Linked DNA regions of Homo sapiens: region 2 is linked to region 1. A link is an interaction called in ENCODE POLR2A ChIA-PET data of the cell type or tissue named here. Cell type or tissue: PC-9. All regions are shown on one strand.

Region 1 (4,000 bases):
GACTATAATACCTAAAACCTACAGATATTAACTGGGAAACAAGAGAGCCATTACTTTTATGAATATGAACAAAACAAGGATGCTTGGTATCTTTTTACTATTCAGCATATTACTAAAGGCCATACCAGTAAAACTGTAAGTCCAAAAATGTGAATAAACAAGTGTGCACACACACACACACGTCTGAGAAGAGTCACACTGTTATCAGCAGGTGATATGATCACCTTACATAAAAAACTCAACGAAATCAACAAACCATTGGAATTAATAGTAAATAAAGGTAACAAAATACAAAGTATTTACAGTATCAAGAAAAATATAAAGACAGTAATAAATGATAAGATATACGATGGTCAGCTGAAGGGATGGCTCAACATTTTAAAGATATTACATTTTGCCAAGATAAACTACAAACTCAATGCAATCACAACTAAAATTCCACCAGGATTTCTAATGGAGCTCTATAAACTTCAATAATTACACAGAAGGATACAAGTTCAGGAATGGCTAACTGAATTTAGAAACCGGGAGGTGCTTTACCAGAAGGAAGCAAATACTGTAATATTTGCAGGTAGGCAGAGACCAATGAAAGAATCTAGAATTCATGAGAACTGTGTACATACAAATACCTGGAAAATGACAGCAGTTACCCCACAAACCACTAGGTTTCACACAAATTTTTCTCTACGGATAAAGTTGAACAGCCAGGTATAAAGTGAATTCCAGCCATATTAAAAATCTAAAAGGTATTTTAGAAAAGATAACAAAATGTGGAAGAATGTCTTTGGGACCTCAGGGTAGGAAATGATTTCTTAACCAAGTCTTTAAGAATACAAACCGTAAGGCCAAGATGGATGCATCTGACCAAGTCAAAATTAAGAAATTTGGTTCAACGAAAGATACCAAAGACAAAGTTAACAGACGGGTGATAGAGAAGAGGTTTATTGTATTTCACTGAATCTAAGATGTCATCAATTGTATTTTATCCATCACTAAGGAAGAGAAACAGTGTCAATTAAAATACAATGATGTTTTCTTGTCATGTGCAGCTTTTTAGTTTATGCTTAATGCAAAGGTCTATTATACATTCTTAGACCCAGATTTTTGTTACACTACATTTGTACTTATGAAAAGGAAAATGTAAGTCAAGACATTCCTAAAACCTCTTTAACTGAGTTCTGTCCCTCTCCTCTAAGTCACTGATACCACAAGTTTTCATACCATGTTCTCCTTGCTCTTGGCAGTGTCTTGGCATTTCTTACCAGCATGCTCCACTATGATTTCTGAGATTATCTGACATGTTAACTGTCACCCATTCTCAAGTTCTGATGCTGCAACTTTCCTATTGAACTAACCTCATAGTTTTATCGTCCTTCCAATTAAATCACATGTTTCTAGAAAGTAAGCTGATACTACCCAAAGGCAACAGGAAGTCTGACAAAGAGATCTTCAAAGCCTTTTGTCATCCTCTGCCTCTGCTCTGCAGGTCTGGCCATTTCTCCGGCTATCAGTTGCCTCATTGACCAGCAGGGCATACACTTCAACTGGAGTGCTGACAGTAAGCCCGCCACCACGAAGTTCACTGGTACATAAGCAATGACAACCATGTCACAAACTACCTTCCTGGCTGACAATGACTCATCAGTGACTCTCAGCAGCTTTAAGATTCATCCCCACTTCAAAGATTTTAAACTAGGGAAAAACAGTATGTGTCTTAGAATCAATGTAACAGAGTACTAACTCAAAAATTGACTAAGGATTAAAATCTACAAGGTATACAGAACCTTCGCTAATCAAAAGAAAGACTGGGAATCCAGTAAAAAAACAGGTAAAAGATATGAAGAGGCATTCAAAGAAGCAGAAGACTCCAGTAGCTAAAAAGTAGATGAAGTGATGCTCAAAGGCTCAAACATTAAGAGAAATCCAAAGCAAACAGTATTGCTAAACAGAGATGTAGGGAAAACTTGAATTCCTATATACTATCTCAGGGGACCATAGATGACACAGAAAAGTCCTACAGGAAAATTAGGCAGGCATATATCAGTATCCTATTCCTGGTTCTATACCCCCAGAGAAATTCAAGGGAATATTAGGTTCATGAGGGAATATTAATCAGAGGATTCTTTGCAGCAGTGGGAAATGGGGGCGGTTTAGGTGTCTATCATGAGGAAAATGGAGAAGTAAAATTTGGTGGCTGTATACACAGAAGAATATGTAGCAGTCAAAAGAAATGAACAAGAAATATATGCAGCAACTCTACCTCTCTTTACTGACCCTGCTTTGATATTTCTTCATACCACTTAATATCAGCTAACATTAAAAAACACCTCAACCCTTGATCTCTTCTGAAAGCACACTCAGAAAGCAAATGCAAAATGCCTACAAAGTTTAAAGGTCTAAACCCACCCAGACCAGAACAAGGAGAAAGGTGACAAAATGTGGGAAACTGGAAAGCAAATGGATAAGTTGTATTTGATAAGTCAAAGAGATCAAAGAGAAAGGCAAGCCTAGGCCAGCAGTGAAAAGCCAAGCAGCAACGCCTGAAACATGCTCCCAAACTGGGGCACCAGCTTCCATTAAACACTGGAAAACGGGAAAGGCCGACAACAGGAGGACTGGCTGGGTGCCTAGACAACAGGCAGTCACTCCCCTCCTCCACCCTGAAGAAGTGCTCTCTGGAGAGGCTGTGTATAAACTGGAAGTCCTAAGAATGAGTGAAGGCAGGGGTGCCGTTCTGAAGACAAAAATTAGGTGTGAGTTACATAATGAATGGTAAGACCCTGGGCCTCTTGCCTTCAACTCAGCTCCCAAATGGTGGAAAGCAGCTTTTTACCTGCAAAGTAATAGACTAGAGGACTCCTCTCCTGGGAAACACAAAGCCAAGAGAATAAAAACTATAAATACTAAGTTTGGGGGTCCCCTCAAATAAACGAACAGGTCCCTGTCTGATTATCCTAGTGCAAGCCCCTCAGTCAAAAAGCCCACCCCATCCTCACCCCTCTAAAACACAAATGGTAACTAAATGTGGTGATGGATATGTTAATTTGATTGTGGTCATTATTTCACAATGTGTGTGTGTGTATATATATATAAATATAAAATCATCTTATTATACATCTTGAATATATACAATTTTTATTTAGCAATTATACCTCAGTAAAACTGAAGAAAAAGCCAAGCCCATTTTAACAGGGCTCTCAATGACCATTTTCATGTGTCATTCTTGAAAATAGACCATCCTTACATTTATGGTCAACTGATTTTCAACAAGACAACTCAGAAGGGAAATAGTCTTTTCAACAAACGGTGCTAGGACAACTTGACATCCACCTGGAAAAAGATAAAGATAGGCCTCTACCTCACACCATATACAAAAATTAACTTGAATTACACACTAAATGTAAGGGCAAAAACTATAAACTGTTAGAAGACAGGAAAGAGTAAATCTTCATAACCTTAGATTAAGCCAAAGTTTTTACAGATGACAAAAAAGTACAAGCAACAAAAGGAAAAACAGGGAAGTCAGACATCATTAAAATAAACTTTTGAATTTCAAAGATCACTATCAAAGAAGTAAAATAAAATCCCACAGAATGAAAAAAAAAATCTGCAAATCATATATCTGACAAGGGACTAGGATTCAAAATATATAAAGAACTTTTACAGTTTTAATGATAGAAAGAACCCCCAATTGAAAACAGCTAAGTGATTAAAGTAGACATTTCTCCAAAGAAAATATACAAATGGCCAATAAGCCGATGAAAAGGTGCTCAACATCATTAGTTATCTGGGAAATGCAAATTAAAACCATAAGATCCCACTTCCCACCTACTAGGATGGCTACAATAAAATAGAAAATAATAAGCATTGCTAAGGATGTGAAGAAATTGTAAACCTCATATGTAGCTAGTGGGAATATAAAATGATGCAACCACTTTGGAAAACAGTTTGGGGGTTCCTCAAAATGTTAAACACAGAGTTATCACATGACACAGCAATC
Region 2 (4,000 bases), 260 kb before region 1:
AAAAAAAAAACAGTCTGCAGCTGATGGATGTTCAGGAGCAGCAATGCTAAGAAAGCCCAGGTCTCCTCTGTCCTCTGGTGCGACAACGCAGCTAACTGCCTGCCCCTGCCCCACCCCCGGTCTGGGGGCTGTGCCAGCTGATGTCAGCTCTGAGGGTGGCAGGAGGAGCTGCGGCTCACAGGATCCTGCATTGGGGCGAGTTCTGGAACTTCTTGAAGCCTTGGTTTTTCCAGGCTGCCCAGTTATGAATGGCAGCTCGCTCCTCCACCTCTGCCGCCTGGGCAGTGGCCTCAGCCAGGTGCCAGGCAGGAACCCCTCAAATCACACAAGCCCTGTCCATTCAGTCTGTCTGCTATATTCCACTTACTAGCTGCAGATTTTTGTTTGCAGCTTTGGTCAATGGTATATACCATGTTTTTCTAGAGGAAAGAAATTACAGTAATTTAAGATTATTAGATTGGAAAATCATCACAAGAAAATAAAATAATTTTTCTTTAAAAAAACTGTATTCAAGGAAAACAACTTTAAAAGTTCACTCGAGATGTGTACATGGTAATAAATGGTTCCTTAGGAATTTCTGTTCTGCATTGCTTACTGTTTTTTTTTTTGTTGTTGTTGTTGTTTTTTGAGATGGAGTCTCACTCTGTCGCCCAAGCGAGTGCAGTGGCGCGATCTCAGCCACCACGCCCAGCTAGTTTTTTGTATTTTTAGTACAGACGGGGTTTCACCATGTTAGCCAGGATGGTCTTGATCTCCTGACCTCATGATCGGCCCGCCTCAGCCTCCCAAAGTGCTGGGATTACAGGCGTGAGCCACTGTGCCCAGCCTGCTTACTGGTCTTAAAACAAACAGCCATGTCATGAGATCACATCACATCCACTATAAAAAACCAAAACTTGTAACAATAAAAAAATCACCAAATATGACTGGCTGAAACTTAGCTGTTTAAGAAGGGAGGCGGGGAGAAGCCTTGCCATATTAAAACAATCCCCCTGCTCTTTGCACTTTATGAACACTACCCAAAGGTAAGCGATCTTAAGGGGCTTGGGGAAGAAGGCCAATCAATTAAAGGATCAGCAGTTATTCTCAAAGCCATCTCATAAATTTTTCATGTCCCAGTTGTCTCATTTTCAAGATGTTTAACGTGTTTTAAAAGGAGAAGACAAATTCCACTTGTGCATAAGAAAATTTCTTAATGTCCAGTGTTCTTAGATTGATCTACACACATTTGGCAAGTAGAAAAAAATATATAGTTTTAATCACTGTTGTAGGTTTTTTAATTTTAAGCTATAAGGTAGAAGTAAAAGAATAAGGAATGTAGGCTACAGCGCCACGTGTTCACACATTCTAAGTGGAACACATAAAAGAAAAAAAATCACCGAACCATACTTTTCTTTTCATTGTCGAACTGCCACTTTAAATATGTATTTTAGGAAAAACAGAAATTACCCATACTCCCCCTACCCTCACAAAACTAGTTTCATTTTTGCATGTTGACGTCTAGCTTTTACTGCCTTGTCTGGGAGTTTATTTAGGGATTTACAGTTTATTAGGCAGTTAAAATCTTTACCGTGTTCCTTAACCTGGGCATACCTTATGTGTGTAATTCTCCCTCTGGATCCTGAAAGATGTGTTCACTGCAACTTTAAGAAGGAAAAATCGCCCCTTTGAAATGCTCAACTTAGCCTATTAGCTTATAAAAGCAAATTAAACCAGGCACCACCAGGCCATTTCTGAACCAAGTGAGCCACTCAGACTATGGATTAACCTGAAGGCCCCGAGAGCTGGGACCAGGGCCAAGTGCGCACACAGTGTTGAGTGAAGGGCTGAGACGCCCTTCTGCATCTCCTGCAGCCCCTCCCCTCCTGGCACCTGAAACATTCCTGACTCACCAGTCATGCCACGCCTGGTCACAGCCGCTATCTTTTCTCTCCTTGGCATAAGCTATCTTTTGTATAGACAAGACACGAAAACACCCTGAGATCGGACTGCGGGGTTTCATTCCGAGTTAAGATCTCATCTTCAGAACCCTCTGCTTCTGATGTTACCACTGGGGAATGGGTCCCTCACCAGGCTCGCAGGCAGCCACCCCAGCATGGCTGTCTCGGCCCCTTGGGAATAGAGACCCCGAGCACCACGGCCGGCGCAGGAGACCCCGCTGCAGTCGGAAAATAGGATCTCTCCCGTTAGACCCTTTTTAAAAGAGTAAAGGCATTGTGTGTCCAAGCATTAACCATGACAGATGTTATGAGTTATCGTGAAACCCAGCATTCATAAAAGCAGTGCTCCATTCTGGAGTTTTAAATAAACGGGCACAAAGAACAAGAAAATCGTCTTTCGGCACACAGTAGAAGTCTGCTTCAGCAGAAACTAGAGAGAAGTTCCCGGTGGACTCTAAGGGAGAATTAGATAAATTTCAGTTTGGGAGAGAGGGAAATCTAACAACGGAATCCTGGGCAACGAGTCAAAAATGGCATTAAAATAAAGACACAAAAAGCACACACTACACAACATGCAAGGCCCTCCGCACTGGCTACGCGCAGGCACATAGCAACACAAGCGTGGGATGACAGCAGCTTAGGAAAGAATTCACCAATTAACAAGATGAAGGGGTTCTGGGGGGCAGCAGGAGGCTGGGTGTATTTCGTGTTTACCAAAACACCTCCTCCAATATCCTGGCCTGATTCCTGGTGCTGTCAGATCGGGGGTGTGTGTGTGTGTGTGTGTGTGTGTGTGTGTGTGTGTGTGTGTAAGTACAGGCATGTGTGCCTGTGTGTATATGTGTGGTGTATGAATGTGGGAGGGGTGTGTCTGTGTGTATATGGTGTATGTGTGTATGTATGTGGTGTGTGTTGTGAGTGTGGGTCTGTGGGGTGTGTGTGTATGTGTGGTGTGGGGTGTCTATGTGTGTGTGTATATGTGAGGTGTATACGCGTGAGGATATGTGTGCACATGCTGTGGGTATGTGTGGTGCGTGTATGTTGTGGGGAGGTATATGAGTGTGGTGTGTCTGGTATATGAATGTGAGGGAGTGTGTTTGTGTGTTTCTTTGAGTTTGTCTATGGAAGTATGTGGTATATATTGTGTGTGTGGTGTGAGAGGTATATATGTGGGGATACATGTTTGTGCATATGGTGTGGGTGTGTGTGTGTTGTATGTGGTGTGTGTGTGCTGTATGTGTGGTGTGTGTGGTATGTGAGTGTGGCGTGCATACATGTGTGTCTGCCTCTCTACTGGGTGATGTGTCCCGGGGGAGCCTCGGGAGCCAGAAGTCGGTTTTCTCCACCGACACTCCTGAGGGTGATCTGTTTAATACAATTCCCCTTCTCAACCACCTTTTACTTGGGGACACCCCACCAAAAGTGCACCCCTTTCTTTTCATAAATGTGTTTCTTTCCATCACTCACAAAAGGCTCTGGTGATGAAACATCCCCACCTGCGTTGCCCACAGCGCTGTATCACCCCACACTGTACTGGCCCCCGTTCCCTGGACTGCCCAGCATTTCTCAGGGAGAGCCTCACCCTGCCCGGGAAATGCCCACTTCATCTGGCAGAGCAGAGAGTACCTGGCTGCTTAAGGGGCACTCCCGAGGCCCCGCTGTCCTGGGAGGCACATTGGGAGTGGGTAGTAGAGGAATCAGAGCGGAGGGACCCGGGAGAGCAAGGACCAGCAGCTGCACAGGAACACACGTGTGACATTAAAATGCCACAACGGCCCGGGATAACGTTACCCGTTTCTCTTTCTCTTTCTAACCTTCTCTTCTTATGAATGAGGAAACCTGTAGTTCTGCAGTGCACTGAAAACCCAGAGCCTTCCAGTGACAGACCCCAGACAAGAACAAACACTTCCAAAGGCACCCTCCAGACGGGCCCACCATACCCAATTGCTTCAAGGAGGCCTCTGTTCATTAAAATAAACCCACATCACTGAGACAGGAGAGATGTCTGACGTTTTCTTTCCAGTTTTGATGCCAGCTCCCCTCTTTCAGGCCTGGGGCCA

The links. ChIA-PET counts read pairs that join two places held together with the same protein. Peaks named below come from ENCODE experiments on the same cell type or tissue, not always from the same donor. Only the 100,000 strongest peaks of a DNase experiment are listed, where the experiment ranks them.
Region 2: POLR2A ChIA-PET joins it to region 1 with 5 read pairs; 2 of 35 experiments call an interaction of 5 or more read pairs at or near these places.

What each region holds. Positions count from the first base shown.
Region 1 is chr9:92,093,304-92,097,303 of GRCh38, forward strand. The region is part of intron 3 of SPTLC1 (serine palmitoyltransferase long chain base subunit 1); the gene reads right to left. Among named protein-coding and RNA genes, the nearest start is that of SPTLC1, 20 kb to the right of the region's middle. In PC-9, no CTCF peak of the experiment used is centred here; no DNase peak of the experiment used is centred here.
Region 2 is chr9:91,836,545-91,840,544 of GRCh38, forward strand. All of the region lies in intron 1 of ROR2 (receptor tyrosine kinase like orphan receptor 2), which reads right to left. Among named protein-coding and RNA genes, the nearest start is that of ROR2, 110 kb to the right of the region's middle. In PC-9, no CTCF peak of the experiment used is centred here; a DNase peak (open chromatin) is centred at 1,827; H3K27me3 peaks cover 1,757 bases.